Linked DNA regions of Homo sapiens: region 2 is linked to region 1. Evidence: chromatin contacts called from ENCODE Hi-C or POLR2A ChIA-PET data. All regions are on one chromosome and are shown on one strand. Each heading gives the region's core, a stretch centred on a gene start or an enhancer-like site at or near the end of the contact. The rest is flanking DNA. Distances are from core to core; before and after follow the strand shown.

The links. Hi-C counts contacts between places; a loop is a spot of excess contacts on that map. ChIA-PET counts read pairs that join two places held with the same protein, here RNA polymerase II (POLR2A). Pooled maps may share reads with other maps.
Region 2: a map with no recorded cell type shows a loop between it and region 1 (3-fold over the local background). The contact joins two enhancer-like sites. A Hi-C loop is called at or near these places in 7 of 168 maps with a recorded cell type or tissue (B cell, CD14-positive monocyte, CD4-positive, alpha-beta T cell and 3 more), 4 of 37 single-sample maps with no recorded cell type and 13 of 50 pooled maps. POLR2A ChIA-PET finds 5 or more read pairs at or near these places in 12 of 52 experiments (AG04450, B cell, CD4-positive, alpha-beta T cell and 8 more).

The regions. Positions count from the first base shown.
Region 1 is chr5:157,610,600-157,617,377 of GRCh38, reverse strand. No RefSeq gene overlaps it. Among named protein-coding and RNA genes, the nearest start is that of ADAM19, 38 kb to the right of the region's middle. RefSeq lists enhancers at 5,442-5,501, 5,682-5,761. Within about 2 kb of position 3,642, at least 3 of the 41 ENCODE cell types and tissues checked have a DNase peak (open chromatin) inside an H3K27ac peak, as active enhancers do; they include CD4-positive, alpha-beta T cell, where a contact is called at or near this core.
Region 2 is chr5:157,540,392-157,547,289 of GRCh38, reverse strand. All of the region lies in intron 3 of ADAM19 (ADAM metallopeptidase domain 19), which reads left to right. Among named protein-coding and RNA genes, the nearest start is that of ADAM19, 32 kb to the left of the region's middle. RefSeq lists enhancers at 5,414-5,523, 5,684-5,743, 6,154-6,253, 6,394-6,513. Within about 2 kb of position 5,434, at least 25 of the 41 ENCODE cell types and tissues checked have a DNase peak (open chromatin) inside an H3K27ac peak, as active enhancers do; they include CD4-positive, alpha-beta T cell, where a contact is called at or near this core.

The sequences.
Region 1 (6,778 bases), core at 2,393-4,892:
ATGATGCTCTTTCTAATATTTGTTTACATACACACACATTTTTCACATGATTATAATCACAACACATGCACAGTCTTGCATTTTCTCAATATTTTGTCATGAGCTGTTTCTCATACTCCGTGCTTTCATAAATGATCACCTTCCATGTTTGTATAATATTGCTTCAGGCAGATATGCCATAACTAATCATATCAAAGAGTTGGGATTGTCATTTCTTCTAAAGAGATTTCAGAAATTTGTCCTGATAAATGTCAATGATGAGATCTTAGAGTGAGTTCTCTTACTGACAGATGAAAAGGCGGGGTTTTCTCGAAGCAGCCATCATTCCAGTGACATGAAGGGCTTTGAGGCCAGTATTGTGCTGAGGTCACTGTAAATCCAAGCACTGAATAGCTAGGGCCGGCAGACTCATCCCAGGAGGACGTTATTTTTCATTTATTTATTTATTTTTGAGACAGAGTCTCCCTCTGTTGCCCAGGCTGGAGTGCAGTTGAGTGATCTCAGCTCTCTGCAACCTCTGCCTCCCAGGTTCAAGTAATTATTCTGCCTCAACCTCCCAAGTAGCTGGGATTACAGGTCCCCAACACTATGTTTAGCTAATTTTTATATTTTTAGTATAGATGGGGTTTCACTATCCAGGAGGGCTTTAGATCAAAACATGAAGGATGAGAACGAAGATGTGGAAAGAAGGGTGCTTCTTGGTGTCCCTCCTGCCAAGGGGGACATGATACGCATTAGTTCTCCTTGGACAGTCTTTACTATGTGACTTCCCCTGCCTAATTGCTACTCATTCTTCATATCTCAGTGTAGAGGTCTACCAGTTGTTTCCCAATGGCTGCTTTCCTTTTCTTTTTTAATAATAGAACCTGAGTTTTTAGTTATGTACATAGCCATTCTGAATAAAGACTTTGTTTCATCTCCTGAAGCAAGGTGTGACCAAGTACCTAAGTTCTGGACTATAACATTACAAAGGAAGTTTCATGTGCACCTTCCAGAAAATATTTTTAAAGGGAGAGATTATGCCCTTCTCTGCCCTTTTGTCCTTCCTACTGTCAGGAATATGGAAGTGATGGTTGGAATGTGAGCAACTTTTTTGGACCACAGAGGACTCATGCCTAGGAGGGTCAAAAAACAAGATGGGAGCATCACACCAGCACTGGATTACTTTCCTCGGGACTTTTATATGAGAGAAAAATATATTTCTACCTAGTTTAATCCACTATAATCTTGTATTCTGTGTCACATGCAACTGAACCAAATTCTAACTCATTCAGAATTCTTCCTTCCAGAAAGTATTCTCTAATTTTCAAAGGCTAATTGTTCCTGCTTTGTGTTCCCATAGCAATTTTGTTTATATCTCCCCCTAGAATCTAAGCTCCCTGGGGGCCAACCATGATCCATGTCTTCTCCTAGGAACTAGAAAAAGAAGTATACATTGACTAGCAGAGTAACAGATGCAGCCCTGTATTCTCAACCTGACTAATGGAATTCATAGGCTGGCTGGCAAGCAGTGCTTCTTATGTCTGATTGCCCATATAAATTACCACAAAACTTAAAAAAAAAAGAAAGAGGAAAAAAAGAAATTCCCTGAACCACTGGCATTTGAATATTTGGAATGCAACCTGAGAATCTGTATCTTTTAAAGTCTTCCGAGGTGATTTTGAAACCCACCAGGTAATGATTTACAAAATGGAATTTGGGGCCGGGCACGGTGGCTCACACCTGTAATCCCAGCACTTTGGGAGGCCGAGGTGGGCAGATCACAAGGTCAGGAGTTTGAGACCAGCCTGGCCAACATGGTGAAACTCCATCTCTACTAAAAATACAAAAATTAGCCAGATATGGTGGCACACATCTGTAATCCCAGCCATTCGGGAGGCTGAGGCAGGAGAATTGCTTGAACCTGGGAGGTGGAGGTTGCAGTGAGTGGAGATCATGCCACTGCACTCCAGCCTGGGTGACAGGGCAAGACTCCATCTCGAAAAAAAAAAAAAAAAGGAATTTGGGAGCTAAGGGATAACATCGGGATTTTCCTCCTATCAACATCCCATTTTCCTTTCCTTTCTTTCATGTCACTTTAAGAGCTAATCGTCCAGTCCCTTTCCAAAGTCAAGCTTGAAGCAATTGTTGCACTCTGAGAACGGTTCCCAACACATAGATAAATGAGTGGTGAGAGACTGAACAGGGAGGTTCAAACATCATTGCAGGAGGGTTTTCACACTAATAATACATATAAGCATAAAAATAATTTCATTTTTTCTGGCCAGAAGTGTTGGCTCATGCCTGTAATCCTAGTAATTTGGAAGGCTGAGGCAGGTGGATCACTTGAGTCCAGGAGTTTGAGACCAGCCTGGGCAATGTGGTGAAACCCCATCTCTACAAAAAACACAAAAATTAGCAGGCATGGTGGCACATGCCTGTAGTCCCAGCTACTCAGGGGGCTAAGGTGGGAGGACTGCTTGAGCGTGGGAGGCAGAGGCTGCAGCGAGCCGAGATTGTGCCACTGCACTCCAGCCTGGGCAAAAGAGTGAGAGCTTGTCTCAAAAAAAAAAAAAAAAAGAATTTTATTTTTTTCAAAGCACTCATTATTACCTGTAATTGTCTTATTTCCTCACTTATCTTTTCCCCACCAACCCCCACTACTAGAAGCTCCAAAAGAATGGGAACATTGTATCTCTTGCTTGATGCATTATCCCTAACACCTACCACTGTGCCTGCAATGTATTGCACACTCAGTAAATATTTGTTGAATTAATTAGTAGAAGGTACACTTTATTAAGCACCTAGTATATGCCAGTGTATTTGATGGTTTATGTGATTATCTCACTTAGTCCTTACAACAAGCTTGTAAATAAGTGTTATCATCTTTATTTAGCCAATAAAAAAATCGAAGACTTACAGAGGTGAAACAACATATCCAACACCACCCCGCAAGTGATGAAGAATTAAGACCTGAACTCAAGTCTGTCTGCCTCCAAACTCAGCACTCTTTCTGCTCTACCACGTTAACTTTGCTGACAAACAATCCTGGGGTAAGATCCACGTCAAGTAGAACTCTCAGGTTAAGTCCTTTCTTCCATAGATACAAACGCCCTGTCCAGATCCTGAGCTAGCTTAGGATTGGAAGAAAACATGAAAGGTAGCTAGCTGCAAGATTAAAGGGGCCACCAAGGCATCCCTAATTCCATTGCCACCTGCCAGAGCACAGTGGATCCCTGCTACCTTGCCTGTCTGCTTGTGATAACCACCCCCATTCCTGCCTGTTCTTTTGAGAGATCCTCCGGTTCTGGTGCGGCTGATCACAATAGTGCACCCGGTCACAGTGACTGGCCCAGGGCTCAGTGTCCTACCCAGCAGGCCAGTCAGAGCCTTCACAAGGATTTTTCTAAGTGGACTTTCCAGGGCAGGCAATTTTGCTTTCCTCATGGAAAATGATTCTCTAAGAATGTGAGTCTGGATCTACTTGTGGCCGTGTTCTCTGGGGTTTGGGTAAAACCCATCTTTGGGAGGAGCAAATCATCGCAACACAGAAGCAGAGACAGGAAGACATAGAGCCCGACTGTGTTTGAGTCTTTGGTTCCATTTCCTGCAGGGCTCATCCTCACTGGTTCTTGAACAGTTCTCTAGTTCAAGGTTTTTGTTTTTGTTTTTGGTTGTGGTGGTAGTGGGTTTTTATTTATTGCGAATTAGTCTGGACAAACTCAGGGACATATAAACAGGCCCCTCGTGTGACGCAAGAAGCCAGTCAAGGAAGTCCCTGAGCCTACTCTGGCTGGGAGGCTGCCTGATAATGATTAAAAAAAAAAAGAAGAAGAAGAAGAAAAAGAAGCCAGTCATCATCTTGAAGCCCAGGGAATGCTTTTCATACTGCACATTTTTCACCTATCAGCTTTGGGATCAGGCATATCTAGGAAAGACTCCTGGCTCCATCACTTTTAGGGCTGTGTGACACTGTGTAAGTAACTTCGCCTCTCCAAACTTCAGTTCTCCGTACAATAAGAATAATAATTGTACATACCTCACAGGATTGCTGTGGAAGGTTAATGATTATACACAGTATTGGGTGATAATAAATACTAATGTGTTTGTCATTATTATTAGCAGTAGTTATGTTCCAGTATTTCCCTCTTGTGTTATTAGCAATAGATCAATGCCTCCCCTCTCTGCTCTATTTTATATGTCTCTGGGACACCCAGCTGAAATCCTCCAAGCTGCTAGAACAAGGCCAAGCTTGAAAAAATGATTAGAAGGGAAATAAGTTTATCTTACTTAAGTATCCACTTGCACTAGTGTTTAGCTTCTCTCTCTCCTCAAGATGTGATGAGACAATTGTTAGGAGGGTACTGGCCACTACCACCTCCTCATGTTTGTATAAAGTCATTCAGAACACTTTGCTTTCTCCTTTGAGCTTCATGAAAAACACAAGTGAAAGGTGAACAAACTGAGGCCCAGTGAGGAGCAATTGACGTAAACAGCTCCTCTTAAACGGAAGAGCAGGACCCAGGTCTGCCAGAAAAGAACCTAATAATTTACGCTAGCTAGCTCCTGCCTGAGAGTGCTGCATACTCTCACATAATGGTGCCAGCATGGTGCAGAAGGTCAACTTCTGACTCCCTCTGGCCTGACAAGATTGTCCGGAGAACTGACGGATCCAGATTCACTCTCACTTGCCAAGCATCTTACTGAGAAGGTAAAAGGATCAAGCAGGTGATTTCATGGAGCTGGGTAGAAGCTACATGAGCACAGGCCCTGTGCTCCTGCTGCCCAAGTCTTGGGTAGGACCACACACATCTTGCAACAAATGGGCAGAGATCAGAGTAACCCTGAAGTAGATAAAGATGCTGAATATAAACAAAGATGATTAAAGAGGCTATGGATTCAGGACACTGAATTTTGCTGCAGTGAGAGGAACCCTGGAGTCAGCTTTCTAACAGCCTGGCCATGTTTAGTTTATCAAACCTGGGCAGAGCAAAAGCCTCGGGATCCACTCACTCCATCAGAAACAAGTCTGAACAAGCCAGGTACTGTCCATCCGATACCCAGGCGTTTTGACGGTTCCTCTGTGGCCACCAGCCAAATGTAAATGGAGAATTCCAAGTCATCCATCATGCTTTAGCCACGCACGAGGTTAATGCCCTGTCTTTTAAAAGCACACAAAGGGCCATTTGAGTAGGAAAGTCCCACCAAATCCTGCTGAAACACCCGGCCCACTTTCGGATCATTTTTCTGAAGTGTCTTGGTTTGAAGGCACAGCTGTTGCTGAGATCCCTGAAAACAGCCTGCTGTTCTCTGTGGAAGCTATGGTAGATTAGTGTGGTTCAGCTGAGATACAGTCAAGCCCTTCAGACTGCCCCTTCCTCCAAATAACAAGCTGCTGACAACCTGATGTGGATTTTTACCAAAGAATCCATGTTTGCTTGCCTGCAGGCAAAGCTGGGTGTAGATTGAACTTCATGCGTGACTTTAGGCATGTCATCTCTCCTCTGTGGGCCTTGAGTCAAGACAGGAATGGATCCCACTCCATGCTGGAAAGTCCACTAACAAATGTGCATTTAGCACTTCTGCTTTCCAGGAGGGTAATGAATAAATGTGGCCTTCTCTGAATCAACCCCAGTAGAGTGGCTTTCGGAGTTCCCCAAAACATGAGACATAAACCAAGGACAAAGCCAGGATCAGGTTTATGCCTGCAACAGCTGTGGCTTTCAGATTGTTTCAGGTTGAAGAGGCTGAAACAACAGCTGCAGATCTATTCTTTGTCCTTGGGCTTGGACATAATGGGTGCAAATACAATTGAGACACCACCACCATGGCCATTTTCTGCTTTAGTAAATCCTAAGTTATGTCTTGGGGTCTGTGAAGTAAGATGGAAAATTAGTCATTCAGTGCAACCTAACCAAAAATGAATACATGTAGTTAGGTACCCCCAACCCCTATGACTTTCCAAATTCAGATTAATATTTTTGCTTAAAGATGTGCCAGATTCATAGAGTTGTAAGAGCCCTTTACATTATGGAGTATACAGGAAGTGGATAGCCTTTCTAGGTCATTCCTCATTCTCATGTCTCTAGCAGACATTGTTAGTGGGTCACAGAGCTCTCACCTTCTATCAGACATTCCTTCTCATCACAGAGGTGGTCTGGGCAGTCCCGGGCAGTGATAAGGGGTTCGTACTCAAGATAAAAGTCGTTTGCCGTCCCTGACCTAGCCCAACTCATGCATCTGCTTTCCACAGATAGAAAACAGGGCCAGAGATGGGAAGAACCCGGCCAATGCCACAGAATGAATCAGTGAATTTGTGGGAAGCTAAATAAAAGGCCTAGAATTCTTACAAATGTCAAGGAAAAACCATATTACTGCTTACTTTGCCTATTGTGCTGTATTTGTTCTCTCTTTCGGTTTTCTAGATTATTTGAATTGGCTTTTCCTAATTTTCTGTTTTTTTTCCTTATCTAAAAGCAATACTCACTCTATAGAAGTACAAATAAATGAAATGAAAAAAAAAACCCACTCAAATACTCACACATAATAAAACCATTGGTGAGTAAGGTCTATATACCTTTTCTATATATATATATATGTATATAGATATTATCTGTAATATGGAAATAATTGAAGCTTCCTTCTTAGAATTTCTGGTTACAATAAATCCTTAACAAAAACACGATTTCAGGCCAGGCACAGTGGCTCATGATTGTAATCCCAGCACTTTGGGAGGCTGAGGTGGGCGGAATCACTGGAGGTCAGGAGTTCGAGACCAGCCTGGCCAACATGGTGAAAC
Region 2 (6,898 bases), core at 4,185-6,684, 72 kb after region 1:
CCTGGAGTTTTCCTTAGCTTGTGGTGGGACCTTGGACAAGCCACCTCTTTCCTTGGATCTTTAGGTTTCTCATTAGATAGGTAATTAGACTCAATGGACTAATTAGACTAGGTAATAATTCCTAGTCACCACCTTGGCAGGATCATCATGGGGATGCAATAATAAAACCTGTGTGAAAAGCAGTGTCCTGTACTCTTTCCATAACGCTGACAGGCCCAGCAGAAGCAAAATCTGTGCCTCCCCTGGTTTTCTCTGTTTTCTCCTCCTTATCTAAAATTCTAAGCACTTGGTCTCTTAGGAACTGGTGAGACCTCTGCCCATTCCAGCAGCTGAGGCTTCATTGGGGACCTCTCTAGGGATTCTGAAACCGGCTTTTGTTGAAAACAATGATATCATTGAGTAGGTGGAGCTGGGCCGGACTTTCCTCAGCCGGTTGAAGGAGAAATGGGGTCTTTATGACTTCTGTACTTGTGGCTCTTTTCCAGCCTCTTCCATGGCTCCCATGTGTCTCACTTCCCCCCTTTCCTCCTTGCAGAAAACTGGCAGTCTCCACGTTTTCTCCTCTTGCATCAGTCTCCCCGGGGAGAGGGCCAGAAGGGCCAAGGAGCTATAATGGCTGCATTATATCAAGCATGGTTTCTTTTTCCAAGGCCCCCCTTCTGGAGAAGGGAAGGGCAAGTCATGGAAAGGGACTCCTTTGGAGGGAGACTGGAGTGCTGGGGAAAAGAGTGATCTAAGTGTTGGAAGGAATGTCAGGCTCTTTGTATTCTAGAAGCTCTTTATCTCTTGACTCACTGATGCTAGATTTGGGGCTTGGGTAAGAATGCAAAGGTCAAACTGGCCTCTCAGGGATATGGTGATAGGAATATGGGTTTGGAGAAGGAGGGCAGCCATGTTGAGTGAGTATCCTTAATTCCTGATCCCTAGACTGGCCTTGCTCTCTGCTCTCAACACGCACACATGCATGCACACACGTGTGCGTGCACATATACATCCCTTCTCCATAACTGTGTAGACAGCTTTTTAGGAGAAACTAGAAATTGGTTACCACACTGGTTTGCAGCTGTTCCAGGAAGGAAGATGAGCTGTGAAACAGTGCCTTCTGGGGACCAGACAGTGACACCTGCCCTCTGCATGGTGTCAGCATTTGCCAAGCACTTGGGAGCTGCAGGTGCCAAGCCAGGAGAGGGGCAGGAAACCTAGGCCTGCCTCACTGGCTGCTGAAGCCCCATCCCCTAGCATAGTGCCTGCACATCACGGACCTCCATACATGTTTGTGGAGGGTGCAAGTGGACTTGCAGGTGCAGGGCCTGCAAGGCCTGATGCTCAGAAAGGTGCTGCGTCTTGATCAAGGACCCCCAGCAAATAGTGACGAAATCAAGCTGTGAGAAACTCTGGCCTCCTGATGCCAGGTGGCCTGCAGTTTGTACCACATTACACTGCTTAATATGCAGTTATTCATGAGATTGCATGAAGAGCCTTTCTCTCTGCCTACTGGGTGTGTCTGGATGGCCCAACTCTTGGCTTGTCTACCACTGACATTTAGCTTACTCTAGTTTATTGAAATGATGGGTTTAGAAACAAAAACTGTGTGATGCTGGGCAAGTTGCTTTTGCTTTTTTTCAGATTCTTCATCTGTAAAAGTGGAGGTCAGGGTTGGGCAGAGAGGGTGGTATATAAATAATGTTTCATTGCGGTAGACTCTGTAACTTACACACTAACCCTCGCTTCTCCTAAACAATCTTTTTGGAAAGGATATGGGGCAACGCATAGAATGAGGGAAAAGTTGAAAAACTAAGGTTTGGAAAGGTTGAGATCCTAGAATGAATAGACGGTCCCTTCATGTACTATCATCTTGAAATTCTGAGATGAGATCTGACTGTCCAGGCATATCATGAAGCATTCATTTGGCCAGGCAAGGGCAGGGATCTTGACCAACTCCAGGTGCCCTAGTCAGCAATGCAACGAGAGGGGAGTATTTCTTTAAATGCAAGTTGGGCCACTGTTTATCTCAAGAAGGTGGCATGGATGCTGGGCAGGCTCTGACAATAGGTATCCACTATGATCTATGAGGGCTTTCCAAGTTCTGACATCCTTGACTTATGCTTTGGGTGCGGTCTGTGTCTTAGTATGCTAAGAAACATTGGGCAAGTTTATGAAAGTTACTGGGATATTTAATCAGAGCTTAAAAAGGGCTAAGCACCTACATTTAGCAGGCTGGTTTGTGGTCCTCACCTACCTGTTTTATGTTTGTTTGTTAGTTTCAGGGAGTGGTCCGCTTATTCCCTTTTTTCTAAGCATATTCTCACAGCTCCAGTGATCTCAGAGGGTCCTTCTCTTCATTTCCCCTGTGTCTTATCCACACCGTTTTTCTTTATGATATGGCAGTTTCCTCATACCCTCTTACATTCGTCTTTCCCTTCAGGTTTTCTGTGGTATCGGCTAATCTGATCAACACTGTGGTTATTTACCAAAAACTGGTTGCTAGAGAAGTTGTTCCTACTCACCATTTTCGCTTTTAGATTTTTCTCAGAAATTCTAAAGGTAGCACCTCATTTCCCCGAACTGTTCTTATCTAATTCCAACAAATACACATAATGGGCTATTCGGGACACTGGAAAACAAATTTGTGAACTCTTCTTGGGTGAGCCATTTTGAGGGCCCCGCAGGTCCCTGCCAGTTAAGTTGTCTGATCTCAAGAAGTCAGCTCTATTTGTGCAGAGAGGTTACCCATCTTCACAGAGGCAGCCACGAGGGAGGCCTGAAGAGGATTAAGTAAAGACCCTGCTGGCCAAAGGAGTCAGTGGTGCTCATCCAAACATCCTTTGGTATATAATGTAAAAGCAAAACACAGGACCAGAAACTGGTCGGAAGGGTGCCAGGTCTTGTGCGGACTGGGAGAAGATGTCGTGGGAAGTGGTTGGTGAAAGGGAGTGTTGACTTAACGCATTGTTTGGAAACTTCCTTAATAGGAAGTTAAAGAAAACATACTGAGTAGCATTGGCCTTTTGCCAGGCTTCTGGATGGCGCCATTTTTGCCTTCGGAGTGTTGCTTCCAAAGCTGGTCCTCTGGCAACGATGGTGCTTATTCAAGGGAGTCCCTGGGATAGGAGGAGGTCCCAATTTTTTACTCTAGGAGCAACCTCCAAAGTTCCCCCTTCCTTCGCCTTTCTGTTCCCTCATAAAGGAATGTGTCTGCTTGCAGCCCCCTGGACTCATCAGTCCCTTATTTGGCTTTAGGGCCATGCCTTTGGCACGTTGGTTTGTTTCCATTCCTTTGGAGTCAGAGGTGGAATGAGTACTGATGTAGAAATCTTGGTTCTGAAGCAGCTCTGGCTGTCTCTTCCCTGCTTTTCTTTCAGCATCTTAGAAAACAAAACAATACTCACTGAATTTATTTTGTCCCAAATCTAGACTAGTGCAGGCCATGACATTAGAATAGCACTCTGCTTTTCAGAGACACTTTCCAGTACCTGTCTGTCCTGGGCATTGCCATTTCTGCTTGATAGAAAGGGAAACTGAGGCTGAGTAGTTTGTGACTTGCACCGTATCACCTAGCCAGTTAAAAAATATTGTCAAAATTTACAAACCCAGAAGGAGAGAGACTAGTATTATAAACCTCAGATGCCCATTACCTAGATTTAACAATGATCAAGATTTTGCCACGTGTATATATAGCTAGTGCTGGAGAAAATGATAGCAATATTTGTAAAGCACAAATACTTTCTACTTTACAAATAATTCTTTCACATTTGTTCATATGATCTTCCTATATGCCAGGCACTATTCTAACATCTTACAGGGGCACTGTGAAGTAGATTTTGTCATTCTCCTCATTTTATGATGAGAAACCATAGGCACGGAGAAGTTACTGACCAGTCTGAATTCACACGACTTATAAGAGCTAGGATTTGAATGTATTTTCTCATTTGATCCTCAGCATCGCTGTGATACTGATGGTGATTATTAGTCTGTTCATTTTGCAGTCTAGAAAATGGAGGGGGTTTATGTGGCTCACGTGAAAACAATTTTTATACAAATACATAGTGAGCACTTCTCGAAGTTTTATTTATCTAATTAATGGGCTAACCAGCAAGATGATAAAACTGGTTTAAAATTGGATAAGGGAAACTAAGACGTATTTGTGTGGCGGTGTGTGTGTATTTAATAGTGAAAAAAGGAATGCTGAGATAAGATTGCTAAATTAGACACAAAACTAGTTAATATCCTAGGGGCTGTAAAATCATAACCTTTGGGGTTATCTTTTCTACTAGATGGAAATATTTGCATTTCTGTTGTATCTTATTAAGTTTTTACAAGTTAACATCTGATTTTACAGAGTGGAACAAGGGCTGTCCTAATTAATTGTAAATAGTACATCTTTCAAAGCCACACTCTTCCCATAAAGTCCAGAGAACCGTAGACAGGCCTCTGAGAGTCTAAGGCTTGGCTGTGCTCCCTTAGTGTTTTTTAATTTAATGTTTTGAGACAGAATCTGGCTCTGTCACTCAGGCTGGAGTGCAGTGGTGCAATGTCAGCTTACTGCAGCTTCCGCCTCCCGAGTTCAAGCGATTCTCCTGCCTCAGCCTCCTGAGTAGCTGGGATTACAGGTGCGCGCCACCACACCTGGCTATTTTTTTTTGTAGAGACGGGCTTTCGCCCTGTTGTCCAGGCTGGTCTGGAACTCCTGGCCTCGTGTGATCCACCTGCCTCGGCCTCCCAAAGTCCTGGGATTAGAGGCGTGAGCCATTGCACCCAGCCCTGGCTGTACGCTTGTGTGACATTGAGAGGAACCATAGTCATCTTTTGCTTCATTTCCAGGCTTTGGAAGGGCAGTTGCCTAGTGCAGCTGCTGCTTAAACCAAAGCATTCCGACTTTCCCTCTATGCTGGGTTAGCACCATCTTTAGACTTTTGGAAGGTGATTAGGAGGCTAGAAATAAAAAAAAGAATTAAAAATGTTAAAATTGCTCAAATGGAGTAGAATAATTCCCAGAACCCGAAAACATAAATCACCTGAAAAAAAAAAAACTATTAAAAATACAGATTTCTTAATCCTTCCCTAGAAAAGGGAGGGGATTGTGTATTTTTGAACAGTCTTTCCAGGTGTTGTGCAGTTGTTGGGCTAAGTCGCATGGTGAGAACATTATTACTAACATAGGCAGGATGAAGACCCTCCAGGTGAAATAAGAGAGACCAGAAAAGTGGACCTCCCAAGGCATCATCAGGGTATAAATGCCTGGAGACTCTTGGAAGAATTAGATAGAGAAAGGCCCAGAGAAAGGAGGTGTCAGCAAAACTTGCTACTGAGATGAGCAGAGTGATGCTCGCCTATGCTGAGCTCGTCTGCAGAGGGTGTTTTTCAAGGTAAATGGGAAATTGTTATCACTTTATCTTCACTGGTTTGCTTATCTGAAGCAGGAGGAAGAAGGTTTGAGCTCCCAGAAGATGTTTTGCAAATTCATTTTAGTGTCACTGCTCCTTCCTCTCTAGAGGGTGGTTTAGCCTAGAGAGGCATTTGAAATTTGTCTGACGATAAATAGAACTTAAAGGAATTGTCCTGAGTTTGAAGCTTCTGAGCCTTAGGAAAGACGGGTCTGAGCTGTTTTCAGGCTGCAGTGTACTTTCAGGGCCTGGCTGCTTGTACAGGTTCCAGTTCTTCTTCCCTAGAGAGTGACCTAATGTTTTATGTCCGGTATTTGGGGGTAGCTTATTTTCCTAGGTGGGAGTCTGAAGATGCAGGTTTTGCTCAGGGACTTTGGAATCTAAATGACCCAGATTTTGCTCAACTCTAGTGCTGGCTATTATTATGATGGTGCCGAGACATGGCAGAGTGTCCTACTGATTTCTGCCTGTCCGTGGGCTCCTGAGCACAGAGCAGACAGAGCAGGGGGCAGCAGGGTAGAACAGAAATTGCTTTTCTTTTAAAGCTAGAAAAAAGGAGTGGGCGGAATGGGAAATCTTGCACAGTCCTTTCTCTTCCTGGATGCACATCACTCACAAGTCGTTTCCTGAAAATCCTAATGCAATCCAATGGTGAGAGACGGCTTCCTGCCGGTCTGCTGAGCCAGCCCCTCGTCAGGGAGGAGATGAGAACAAGATGTGGTCAGAGAATGGGGCAGCTGGGCTGGGCCGGGCTGCTCAGTGACCATGTGCCCTCCTCTCTGTGGGACAGCAGCGTCCTTTGGTTCTGAGAGCAGCACCTGGACACATGGGCGTATGTGGACCTAGCTTGGGGGAGCTGCAGAGTTGTTCAAACAGATGGCTGGCCCTAACCCTAGAGTTTCTGTCTGATTCATGAGTCTGGGTGGAGCCTGGCAATTTGCATTTTTAACTAGTTTCTAGATGATGCTGATATTGCTGCTTCAGAAAGGGTGATTAGGTGGAAAATGAAAGCGGATTGTTTTATGTAGATTCAGAGGCCAGAATGAAGGCCTGTGGGTGCCAGTGACAGAGGTGTAGTTTTTAATCCGGAGTAAAACATTAAACTACTGTATGTGGTCAGAAATGGAGTGGGTAGTCTCAGGAGTAGCCTCTCCCTGGAGGTGTCCAGTGGTGAATAGCCATTTGGCAGATTCCTACACGAGATAAAAGGTTCATTCATTCGTTTGCGAGTTTATTCACTCATTCACAGAATGCACATGTACTGCCTGCTTGCTAGGTGCTGGGGGCCGGGGAGAAGACTTCAAAGACACAAGGTCCCTGTTTTTGGGGAGCTCACAGTGTAATTGGGGTTTGACTACATGATTTCTAGGGTTCCTTTCAGTGCTGAGGGTCAGAGAGGCCTGTGATGATGGGGTAATGTCACTGGGTGAATGATTTCTCCCCCCTTGCTAAGTCTCAGAAGAGGCTGAGAATATTTTTACCAGGAGTGCATTTTCTGTGGGAAAATTCACACT